Regions from separate parts of the Homo sapiens genome. Here region 1 is linked to region 2. A link is a contact called in ENCODE Hi-C or POLR2A ChIA-PET data. All regions are on one chromosome and are shown on one strand. Each heading gives the region's core, a stretch centred on a gene start or an enhancer-like site at or near the end of the contact. The rest is flanking DNA. Distances are from core to core; before and after follow the strand shown.

Evidence for each region. A loop is a pair of places that touch in the nucleus more often than their neighbours do. ChIA-PET counts read pairs that join two places held with the same protein, here RNA polymerase II (POLR2A). Pooled maps may share reads with other maps.
Region 1: a loop to region 2 is called in a pooled map, with 2.7 times the contacts of the local background. The contact joins the enhancer-like site here to the promoter of DYNLRB2 in region 2. A Hi-C loop is called at or near these places in 2 of 50 pooled maps. POLR2A ChIA-PET finds 5 or more read pairs at or near these places in 2 of 52 experiments (CD8-positive, alpha-beta T cell and activated CD4-positive, alpha-beta T cell).

What each region holds. Positions count from the first base shown.
Region 1 is chr16:79,090,992-79,097,104 of GRCh38, reverse strand. The region is part of intron 8 of WWOX (WW domain containing oxidoreductase); the gene reads right to left. The region is part of intron 1 of LOC107984806 (a long non-coding RNA gene); the gene reads right to left. Among named protein-coding and RNA genes, the nearest start is that of MAF, 510 kb to the left of the region's middle. Within about 2 kb of position 3,249, at least 3 of the 41 ENCODE cell types and tissues checked have a DNase peak (open chromatin) inside an H3K27ac peak, as active enhancers do.
Region 2 is chr16:80,536,547-80,542,698 of GRCh38, reverse strand. DYNLRB2 (dynein light chain roadblock-type 2) reads right to left here and starts at 1,706. Exons shown (of 4, transcript NM_130897.3): 1 at 1,620-1,706. The coding sequence starts at 1,622. All of the region lies in intron 1 of DYNLRB2-AS1 (DYNLRB2 antisense RNA 1), which reads left to right. RefSeq lists an enhancer at 1,566-1,655.

The DNA of each region.
Region 1 (6,113 bases), core at 2,000-4,499, 1.4 Mb after region 2:
GAAGCAAGTAAGTTAACTGGTGTTGAAGTTAAAAAAAAAAAATCCAACCTGACCTTTTAAATGAAGAGATCCTTCTATGCCTTCTATGCCACAGAAAGTTGCAAAACCCACGAATGACAGCATGCCCCCTTCCTGGCTTCTTCCTGGCCCCCTCCCCAATATGCCCACAGATGTCCCCACCCGACCCTGATCCTTTCTTCTCCCCAGAGTATAAAGAATCTAGTGAGATCTTCTGGGCACAAACCTCGGCTTCAAGCTCCTTCTTCTTATTCTGTGAGAGTCAATTTCTGTATTAAGATCAAAAATTTGCTAAGCACCTATGAGGTTCCTAGTGATGGGGATGCAGGCATAAACAAAACAGGTGAAATACCTGCCCTGTTGGAGCCAGCATTCTCAAAGAGCGGGGAGAAAGCAAAATGGGTAAGTAACTGGAAATTGTGCTTGGATTGATGGCAATGATAATATGGAGAAAAATAAAGCAGGTGAAGGGGGTCAGAGGTGCTGCTGGGGATGGAGAAGGAAGATTGCTGTTTTAAAGATGGTATCTAGAGAAGGCTTCCTCCGAAGGTAACAGAGAAAGGATGGGCCAGCCCTGTAGCTGTTGAAGGGCACTCTGAGTGGGATAACCAGGAGGGGCATGGGTCTCATTCCATTGAACAGCAGGGAGGCCCGCACAGCTGGAACCCAGTGAGCAGGGGGAAGAGCACTGGCAGGAAGAACAGAGCCAATGGGGGAAGGGAGAGGACGCAGGATGCCATGGCCAGCTCGAGAGCATGGCTTGCACTCCGAGTAACAGGGGACGCCTTCAGAAAGTTCGGAGCAGGAGAAAGAGGTGATCTAACATATTTTCAAAGGAGATTCTGGTTCTCCGTGGAGAAAGAACTGAAAGGGTCCCAACATGGCTGGGTGCCAGGAGGCCCTTAAAAGAAAGGACTGTGGTCAGGCTCTGTGGCTCATGCCTGTAATCCCAGCACTTTGGGAGACCGAGGCAGGCGGATCAGTTGAGGTCAGGAGTTTTAGACCAGCCTTGACAACATGGTGAAACCCCATCTTTACCAAAAATACCAAAAAAAAAAAAAAAAAAAAAATTATCCGGGTGTGGCAGCGCATGCCTGTAGTCCCAGCTACTAGGGAGGCTGAGGTGGGAAAATCACTTGAACCTGGGAGGCAGAGGTTGCAGTGAGCTAGATCATGCCTAAACAACAGAGCAAGACTCTGTCTTAAAAAAAAAAAAAAAAAAAAAAGAGAGAGAGAGAATTGAGCAGTGATCCAGGCGGGAGGCGAGGGCAACCTGGAGGAGTATGCAAGGGTGAAGTCGGCTTTCTGAGGTCTGTATTCCTATTTGTGAGGTTTGTCCCTTGCTCCTCTCACATGTAAACTCCGTTGAGAAGAACTCAGTCCCTGGCACACAGAACACATGTGACAAATAATGGTTCCATGTTGAAAAACCTGCCAGGTTAGAGCCTACTCATGTCCCAAGAAGATCGACTTCCGCTAGATGAGTGATAACTAAATGTGGCTCCATTTGTTTTATTATTTATGCAATGTCAGCTCCCCCGCGCCTCACCCTGCATCTCCTCATCTGAAGAGGACATTCTGACTGATGGACCAGGGCAGAAACCAGAAGCCATCCTGCTGCCCCCACCTCTTCTGCTGCCTGGCTCTCTGACCTTCCACCTGCCATTTATTTTGTCCGTGCCTCAATTTCTCCATTCTGAAAATAAGAATAATTCTGCCAAGGGACCATTATGAGGATTAATGAGGTAATAAGGAAATGCCTGAAAGCAGTTTGAGCTCCTTGAAGGAACAGCTATAAATGCAGGGTCCATTTTTCCATCTCTTCTGTCTTCTCCCGCTAAATAAAACAGCCAGAGGGAGAAAGCCCTGTTGGGGTAGAAAGGAAAACGACAGGTGGACAAAGACAGCAGCTCTTTCTCCAGCAAAAATACCCTTAAGTAGATTCTAAGGCATTGGGAAGCCTTTTAGAGAAGCCTCCTTTGCAATAGAACGGGGCTGGGGCAGAGAATATCCAAGAAATTGTGAGGATTATTTTGCCTCAATTTGTGGACCAGAAATCACCTCAAAGGGACTTAGAAATAAGCCAGAACCATGTCGCCCCTCCTGTGTGCCCGAAGAATTCAGAAGCTGACCAGGCGATTGGCAAATCCCCTCAGCAGTAAAGTGAAAAAAATCGCCCACGACGCTGATCTGGTTTGGGCTGATGACACTCTGGGGTAGACACAGTGTAAACCTGTTGGCTCAATAAATATTGGGCTCCTTTTAATGAAAGAAACACTGTCATTCTCTTCTCGTTTCCTCCCTCTTGTCTCTTTAAAACTCCTTTAAATGAGAGGTTGTTATTCCTCATTCCAGGTTTATCTTCAGATGGTCACTAAGTTTATATATGTATCCTTGTACATATTTTATACCAAAACTTCTAGAAAATGCTAACTTAAAAAAAAAAGAAAAAACAGACCTGAGATGGGTTTTTGAAACGGTTACTCTGATGCAGTTTGTTGTTGTTTCTTATTTGCTTTTTAAAACTGAGGAAATGGCCTGGTGCGGTGGCTCACACCCGTCATCCCAGCACTTTGGGAGGCCGAGGTGGGCAGACTGCCTGAGGTCAGGAGTTCTGGACCAGTTTGGCCAACATGGTGAAACCCAGTCTCCACTAAAAATACAAAAAAATTAGCTGGACATGGTGGCGGGCGCCTGTAATCCCAACTACCTGGGAGGCTAAGGCAGGGGAATTGCTTGAACCAGTTGGAGTTTGCAGCGAGCCGAGATCGTGCCATTGCACTCCAGCCTGGGAGACAGAGCGAGACCCCGTATCAAAGAAAAAAAGAAAAAAAAAAAAAAAAGAAAAACCTCAGGAAATGCAGACGAGAGCGCTGGCAAAAGTGGTAATGAAATATCGGCACACGACGAACTTTTGCAAGCAACCCTACATGCACAGTTGTTTGTAAATGAGGAATTGTATTTCTGCATTCACAGGATAGAGGAGTGAGGAGGTGGGATGAGTGCTAGGTGGGCACTTTATCTGGCTAAATTATGCCACTACTTCTGAGTGACCCCATGGACATTCATTCATTCATACATGTATTCGTTCATTCCCTAGCATTTGTGGAAGTGGTATATGACACGGTACTAAGTGATAGAAGGCTCTGGGCTTCCTCCCCTTTCTCTCTTGGAAGGAGAGAGCGAGAAAGTGGCCAGGAAGCTGCGGTGAGGCCCACTCTGGGCTGAGTCACTCGGTTCCCCTTTTCCCTTTTTACTTCAGGCCTGTCACTCTGTGTCGAAGGGCAGGGGGAGGGGAAGCAAGAGAGAAAAGTATCAATGATTGGAGAAGAGGAACAAGTTTAACTAATATCTGATTATCCTTTTGATGTTCATTCAAGTTACCAAAAAGGCTGAAGCACTGCCTGTGCCTCGACAGGAAGTGTGCGGTAAAAGTAATGTCGTGATGTTTGTTGTGGGTGCCAATGGGCCACCCTGCACCGGGCACTGGAGGCCTGCTGGGAAGGTGAAGTGGGCCCACTGCCTGCTGCGGGTGGTGGCTGAGCCACTGTGACTGTTAAATGACTCTTTTTCATTTAATAAAAGAAAAAAAAATCATCATATATATTGCAAGCACAATTTTTAGGCAAATAAAAGCTCTATCTAAATCAAACAGAAAAATGTTGGGTCACAATAAGCCACTGAACATTTCTTTTTGATCTCATAATTGAAAGGACTCATTTTTTAAAATGAGAAAATTTAAATAAACAAATTTAGAGTCTCATCCCCTAAACGCAACTACTGTCAGTATTAATAGACAGGTATTTAGTGTTTCTGTGTATCTTTCGCCTCCAAAATCTGCCTCTCTCCCCACCTCCTCCCAACCACACCGTGACATTTGTTTTGTTTTTCTGATAGATGTAAACACATAATTTTTGCCCATTTTTTTTCCTTTAGAAGTGTCATTCTTTTCATTGATGTAGACTTGTCTATGAAATGGCTGTACCACAGTTACGTAACCAACAGCTCAGCATCTTTCTTTACAGCTGTTGAACTGCTAGGTAAAAAGTAGTGGTGCAAAAGTAATTGCGGTTTTTGCTATTGAATATAATGGTGAAAACCGCGATTACTTTTGCTCCAACCTAACTAGAAAATAGCATTCTATATTATAGATGAAAACTCACATGTCCATCCATGAAAATGGGCCTTATCTAGTTGAAATCCAAACTCCACTCCTATGGAGCTGGGGGGTTATGAGGGCTGAGGGGCCTGAGTGAGACAGCCTCGGGATGGCCTAGGGTTTATGAAGGAGCCATAGAATAATATGTTTTCAACAACGTTTACATTAATTCCAGAGAGATCTCCAAAAACCCTCATTTTTGTGTTCAGTCTTGGGGAAATTATGTCCATGAAAGGTACATACATCTGTCTCTGTTTCCATCACAATTCACTCCTCGCCAACGACTTTTACTGGAAAAAGGGGTTTCGCCAGATGAATCAGATCAGGCTAAAGACCAATTACACAAAACAAGGAACGTGGCTGCTGGCCTTTTCCCTGAACTGCAGCTGAAACTCAGAGAACCATTTCCAGGGGAAAGAGCTGGGCTCCTGGAAGATGTATAGGGTCAGCCTGGTGGTGAGATGGTGATGAGCAAGGGTGCACATCCATGAGGAACCAATCATGTTGGAACAACTAAGTGATATCGCCTCTGGCTTTATTAATATTAAAGACCACAGGCTAGGCGGCTGCCATTTTACTGCCCTGTTTTCAAGCCACCCAGCACGATTGATTCCTAGCTCCCAAAGGCTTCCCCTCTGTTATCTCTTTAGGTTTTAATATTGTTAAAGCCTTAATAATCGGTGGGCTAAACACACATGTAATGAATCCTATTAGTCATAAATGGCTCCCTGCACACAAGAAAATGAAGTAGGAAGCCTTCTCTTGCACACAGGCAAACTCCCCTAATTCAGACTACCTGAAAGCAAGACTGATCTGAATTACACATTTCTTTAAAAGAAAAACGTGAGGCCCGGTGCGGTGGCTCACACCTGTAATCCCAGCACTTTGGGAGGCCGAGGCGAGAAAAGATCACGAGGTCAAGAGATCGAGACCATCTTGGCCAACATGGTGAAACTCCGTCTCTACTAAAAATACAAAAATTAGCTGGGCGTGGTGGCATGCACCTGTGGTCCCAGCTACTCAGGAGGCTGAGGCAGGAGAATCACTTGAACCCAGGAAGTGGAGGTTGCAGTGAGCCCAGATAATACCACTGCTCTCCAGCCTGGTGACAGAGCTAGACTCCGTCTCAAAAAAAAAAAAAAAAAAAACAAAGAAAAGAAAAGAAAAAGATGCGGTCGGGTGTGTGCAGAAACCCTCTTGAGAAAACCAACTTTTATCTAGCAAAGTCCTTAGGCGAGCTGCTTTAACGAAGAGGTAAGAATATCCTTGAGTCAGTAGGAGCTTCTAAATTGCCCGAGGGTACTTTAAAACTGCTCTCTTGCAAAGGGCACAGTTCCCCCAGATTGTTCTGGGGTGTTCTTTGCTTAGTAAACCCTCTCTCCAAGATGACTGCACAGGCTAAGCCTCAAGCCAAGAGCCAAATCCGAAGATCATAAATCCCAGATTCCTGAAGTCCACATGAACAAAAATTGGGTAGAATGAACACCCAGTGGGGAAGCTGGTATATGTTGCTACTGCCTGGCAGCCTTCAAATTCATCTGTGCTCACGAAAGCAGTGAAAGAGCTTCAACACAGGAATGAGATTACAAAAAAATTTCATGCACTGGGATCAGCATATAGCAAAAGGTGAGAAAAAAAAAAGCAGCATTAAAATAAAAATGCCCCAACTACTACTTAGTTTTTTGTTTTTGCTTTTGTTGTTCACATTGTTTGTTTTGTTTTATAGGAAGAGGAAAAAGTCTGGGGGAAGGATGTGGTTATGGTGGCTGGTCACTGGGCAGAACCAAATAAAACCTCGAGAGCCTCCCTCGCTCAATCAGGGTAAAATCCAGTCTTTCTAGGCCTGGAGCGGTGGCTTGTGCCTATAATCCCAGTACTTTGGGAGGCCGATGTGGGTGGATCACCTGAGGTCAGGAGGTTGAGACCAGGCTGGCCA
Region 2 (6,152 bases), core at 457-2,956:
AAGCTGAATGTTCAACTATGAGTGATTATTCTGGAATCTATTATTGTGTTTTAAACTCATTCGGAATCTTATGTGTAGAGTGTATTGTATGTTTTCTTCCCCTGTAGAAAACTCAAAGACAAGAACGATCTTTTCCAAACCTGCAAATTTTTCATGACTGAGCAATCACTGGATATTTTGAATTCTGCAAATTCTCTTGATGAGGGTTTGCTATATTCTTTTTTCCTCAGTATTGCACAGGTGAACATTTTGTTACTTCAAGATAGTTTTCCTTTGTACTTGGTATGGGCAGGAGCACTTATTTTCTCTATTTCAGCATCAGAGCCAAGGTTTTCTTGACTTTAGGCATTTGTGTACTAGATTCATGATTCTTGCCATTATGAATGCCATGTATACTATTTATCTAGGTGTTCTTTAAATTATCTCACTGCTAAAAGCTTAAATAAATGCATTTTAAGAGGAAATCGTATGTCACTACCACAAATGGAAACCTGACGTTATTCCTCATAAATAGAAATAACTGTAAAACAAACAAAATGAACAAAATGAAGAGAGAGCCTATCATTAAATTCTACTGCAATGAAAGCTCTGAGCCTGAGGCCTGCTCTTCGGATGAAAAAATGGAAATTTCCAAATGACAGTGGTATTAAGGACCTAATAGCAACAGAAATTTTCTCCTGTATGTAGTCTGAAGGTTGAACAAAATGGAAGAGGAATAACTTTCTCACGATGTGATTCACTCTTATTTAGCATTTCTCGGCCATCTTATGTAGCAACGAATGTTTGCATCTGACTTTGAGAAACACTACACTAAACCGTAAGCGTTGAACAGGGGATCAATAATTCACTGCATTTTGGGCAATCTTTAAGACGATGTCCACAGCTTCTTACAGCCACTGTGTCCTTATTTATCTTTCTCCCTTTACTTATCTCCCAAACTCCTTTCTTTTCTTTCCCTGGCCTTTCCATTTCTCCACCCAGTTGTTTCTCTTCTCATGATTTGTAAGTGCTCCTAGTATAATTTCTTAATCCCCATCTCCAATCCCCGTTTCATTCTTCTCTTAACGCCCTTTGCTTTCCACAGTCTCTACTTTTTTTTTTCTTACCTCTTTTTCTGGGGGGGAGGGGGGCGGGTCTCCCATCACTTCTTTCCTTTTTCTTTATTTCCCTTTCTTCTTTCTCAGTATCTTCCCTTCTCACCCTTCCATTCCCTTGCTTTCCCTGTCCCACCTCTTCCTTCTCTCTAAGGGTCTGATTTTTTTTCCTCTCCATCTCGGCCTCCCGCCCCCTCTTTGGAAACTTTCCTGGCTCCCCGGATTTCTCACTCCCCTGAGCATTCTTCATCCTCTGAATCTCTCTCTTCCCTTTCTCAACATCACCCCTCCTTATGTACCATCCCCGCGAAATCAATTCCCAAAACAGCTTCCAGTCATCTAGACATCTTCTTGCCCCTTTCCAAGGTCTCCCTCTCGCCCCTCCAGGAAGATCCTGGAGCCACCAGCCTCCGCCGCGGCCCCTGGACCGCCCGTGCCTGGGTGGGCCCCAGAAGCTGGGTGCGAAGGTCCTTGACGGTCGGCGTGCTTGGAACGGCGGGGCGTGGACGGAGACCCCAGATTTACCATCGCGGAGGCCGCGAAACTCTGGGCTCAGGCCGGCGGCACAGCCTCCCGGGATGTCAACAACGCTACCCGCCGTTGCTAGGAGACAAAAAAGGAAGTGGCCCCACGGAAGCGTCAGGGCTGCGCCTGCGCGCTCGCGAGTCGGCTTTTTCGCCCTGACCGCGCTCCTGATGCCTCCCGGCCGCCGTAGGCGAAGGTTCGCGGAAGAGGGGAGCAGGCGCTCACCTGAGGTTCGCCCAATCCTGGAGCAGTGGGTCCCGGGAGGGAAGAGGGAAGTGGGTCAGGCTCCCGGCCTGTGTTTGTCCATTCATTCATTCATTGAGGCACGAATTAATGTGATAACCACTTATTCGTTCAAAAACTGCTGATTCACCACCCACCAGGTGCCAGGGAGACGGACAAAATGCACCAAACAAAATGCACGAAACAGTACCGGAAGCAGTAATGTCCACGTGTGATACTTGCCCTGGAGCAAGTAAGGAGGGGACAGGACCATCTGACTTCGGGGTTGGGCTGCTCTAGGGGTTTGGTGATAGTCTTAGCTGCCTGTGACCGTCCATTAGTACTGCCCTGTTCAGGGCAGATACTGTTCGCTCGCCTCCCAGTAGTTTTTATATTGAAGAAAAATATATCAGAGCATCAAATAGTACAACCTTATGTACTTAAAAAAATTACTTTCTATCTGTCTACTCTAAGATCAGTAGAGTAAGCACAGTTGCACATTTTATGTTCTCACCTAGTTATAGCACCCTCTTCCTGTTCTCAACTCCATTGAAGAGTTGCTACTTGTCAGTATTTCTGTTAGTTGTCAGTATCCATTAGGATCTGTATTTTTGCCATTTTAAAAATCAACAGTTCTGAGTTACTAAAAAATTGCAAATGGTAGTTCCGGAGGTTCTATACGTTGCCATAGAAGAGCATTCCATTGGGTGTTTAAGGAACTGTTGGAGGAAACACGTTAAAGATCAGTTAGGAATGATCAGAAGTCACTTGACCTTTTGAGGGACATTGATAATATCCTTATAGCCTAGGAGGAAAAGAGCCACTATTGTACGACGAAGCACAGCAGGAAAATTTTATGGCTGGAGTCGTGTTATGACTTCCTGAGGTTAGAGGAGGACAAATATTGATTACAAAATACAAGCTGTAAGTTGGGAATGCATCTTCATAGGGATCATGCCATAACAACTTCCTGTAATACCGATTCTGTTTGTGCATCCATTTCCAGAAAGTAGTCTCACACTGAACAAGGCATACATCGTGCTAGGAATGTCAACTGGATTCTGAATGGTCCATGTTAGGGGTGCTCTGGGACAGTTTTGAACTCATTGGCAGGCTTGGACTCGATGATCCATTTCAACTCCACATCTGTCATTTTATTATATTAACTACAGAAATACTCTGAGAAACTGTAGTTCTGCTCTAATTTTTGTTGAGGTGTGGGTGATTCTGATCACTGTAGTTCTCTCCTTTTTTTCCCTCCAAGAAATCTGTATATCTCAGCCAGTTCACTATTACTAGCCAAAGAATCCCGCTTGACTCTCAACACCTGGTACTCCAACAAAGTTGCTTTGGAAAGGACTGCTATAGCTGTGGGGAAGGAGTCTGAGTCTGGTGTGTGCGTGTGCGTGTGCATTTGTGTGCTTGTGTGTGTATGCATGCATGTGTGTACAGATCTGGCTCTTACCTGATTGACTATAGCTACCATTTTGCAGTAATACAAATAATAGGTCTTTACAGAAATACTGGCTGAGTTGAATGAAGAGTGATTCTTGGGTTCTCTGGGTGTTTCTGATCAAGGAGATTCCACTTGATTGTGTAGCCGTTTGTTTTTCTTACAAAAATCAGTGACAGTGCACCATGTCTGATATGTCAATCAGCTTTAATGAAGGAACCAACTGCATATGCATGGAGTGTGAATTTCCTTGTTTCTGGAGTCAGGATGTCAAGCTCATTCAATAGCTGACAGCTGTAATTAGAGCAAAGAACGATTCTAGCATAAAACGCACTGACGGGAGAACCCAACTGCTGAAAAAGAAATAAGAAGTAGCCAAACTGACTTCCAACCAACAGTCAAGTTTGACTCTGTGCACAGAAAATCAATGAGGAGAACTTGAGCCATTTCCCCTTTATCAATTTTTCACTTCTAATTATTCCTTGGAGGTAGCTCGGTTTAATTTTCATGCCTTTTTTGGACCTGTAATGAATATCCAGAGCTGTGCTATATAAAGTGTCTTTGCAATGTCTTACATGTTTCCTACTCCATCCCCAATATATGTGAATTCCCCTTTTACCCTCTCCTCTTTCTCCCATCCCCTCGGCCTTTCTTTTTGACTCACAATAAGTGCTAAATAACTTTGAACGTAAGTGAAAATATTAGTGAATAATAGTTTTTGCAAGTACTCTGACTTAACCCCAAAAGTGATACATGCAGAGACCAAGTCCACTATTTTTCACATATGATTTTGTTAGAAGGAGATGATTTTCTTCTGGGAGTCTCTCTTGCTGTTTGATACTTTGCTACTGCTCTCTGGTTAGCTTGAAGAAATCCAGATAACTTAATGATCTTGAGTTTTTTTTTTGGTATTTTCTATACCAACCCATATAGCTATCTTTGGCATTCTTGGCAGTTGGCAAATATTATGAACTGGGCTGTAGAATAAATTTTGTGCCCATTTTCTCATAAGGTAAGGCATTGTTTGTCACTTACCAGAACTTCTCCTGGTATTCTACTGGTTTCCCTCCAGAAAATAGACACTACATTCTTCTAACATGTTCACAGGCCAGGCATGGTGGCTTTCATCTGTAACCCCAGTGTTTTGGGAGCTGAGGCAGGAGGATTGCTTAAGGCCGGTAGTTTGAGAACAGCCTGGGCAACAAAGCAAGACATAATTTCTACTAAAAATCAAAAAAAAAAAAAAAAAAAGGCTGGGCGTGGTGGTATATGCCTGTATTCCCAGCTACTTGGGAGGCTGAGGCAAGAGGATCACTTGAGGCTGGGAGTTTGAGGTTGCAGTGAGCCACAGTTACACCACTCTCACTAGCCTGGGTGACAGAGTGAGACTTGTCTCAAATAAAAAAAGTACAATAAAATAATAAAATAAAATACTCCTTAATACTAGGGCATAATTAGAAGATACCAGTAATATCAATAAGTATTTCCTAAAACTGACCCAATGTCATAGAATTGCAGTATTATAGATTTTAAGTTTCAGAAAATCAATCATTTTCTTCTTCTTAGGACAAAGGCACCCTCTGGGGTGACTCCTTTCAAGACCTAAGTGTAATAGAAGTATTTGCTTTCCATAAGGGAATCCTTCCTGTTGAAATTAAGTGTTTTCCTAGAGCACAGGATTTGGAGTTGTATGCATGTGGGGTTGACATTTCTAGGCATATTTCCTTCAATAAAAAAAACAGCATCAGCTTCTTCATTTATAAAGTAAGAAAGATAGTATCTACCTTAGAAGGTTGAGATGCGAGGTTTAAATATTATGTGGGTGAAATGTCTGGCTCATACCAGGTGACCAGTGTGGATCATTTAACCATGTTTCTTTCTTCTGTCTTTTCTTTGGTCCATCTTTCCTCCTTCCCTGCATTCCTTCCCTCCTCTCTCCCTCCTTCTCATCTTTTCTCTAACCTTTCCTCCCCATTTCCTTCCCCCATTTCCATCTTGTCTCCCTTCTTCACTATCCTCTCCTCAACCTCTCTTCCTTCTTACCCTCCCTAGGAAAAATTTCTGTAATTCATATTGTTGACGTTGTCACTAAAGAACATCTTTCCCTTTCTCTTTGTAGACAACCTGTTATTAATTTAGAACTTTCATCTGTTTCATCTACCTCTAATCCCATTTTAACATAATTCCCATTTTTATACTTCTAGCTCCAGCAAGCAGTTCCCATCTTGGTGTACTGCACATCATAGGTATTCTCAGTATCTTATGGTTGAGGGTAAACCGTAAATATTTCCTGGTCGATTAACTTTGTTCAAAGAAGAAGAAAGGAAGGCCTGAGGGGAGCAATAAAATGTCATGCTCTTTATGTACCTCTCCTTTTCTCAGATAATCCAGTCTTGAGGTCTCTGATCTATTTAGTTTCAAAATTACTTTGGGAAGTATAACACATAAAAAAGTAAGGTGCACAAAACAAATGTACAGGGGGTGAGTTACCATGAAGTGAACACCTAAGCCCCCAAACCAGGTTAAAATAAATAGAACACTGTTCACACCCAAGAAACTTCTACTTGGCCAGTCCCAATCATTATTCCCACTCTGCCTGCAAATTTAGTTGTCTGACTTCTAACAGTATAATTTAGTTTGCTTCATTTAAAATTACATAAATGGAATTACCTCGTAGGTAATCTTTTGTTTTGGGCACAATTTTACTCAGCATTGTGTGTATGATAGCCATCTATGTTGTGTGCAGTTGTGGTTTCTTCATTTTTATTGCTGTGTAGTGCTCACTTTTAGAAAACACTACATTTATTTATACTTTTACTGCTGAGAGATATTTTCGTTGTTTCTAGGTTTTGACTATT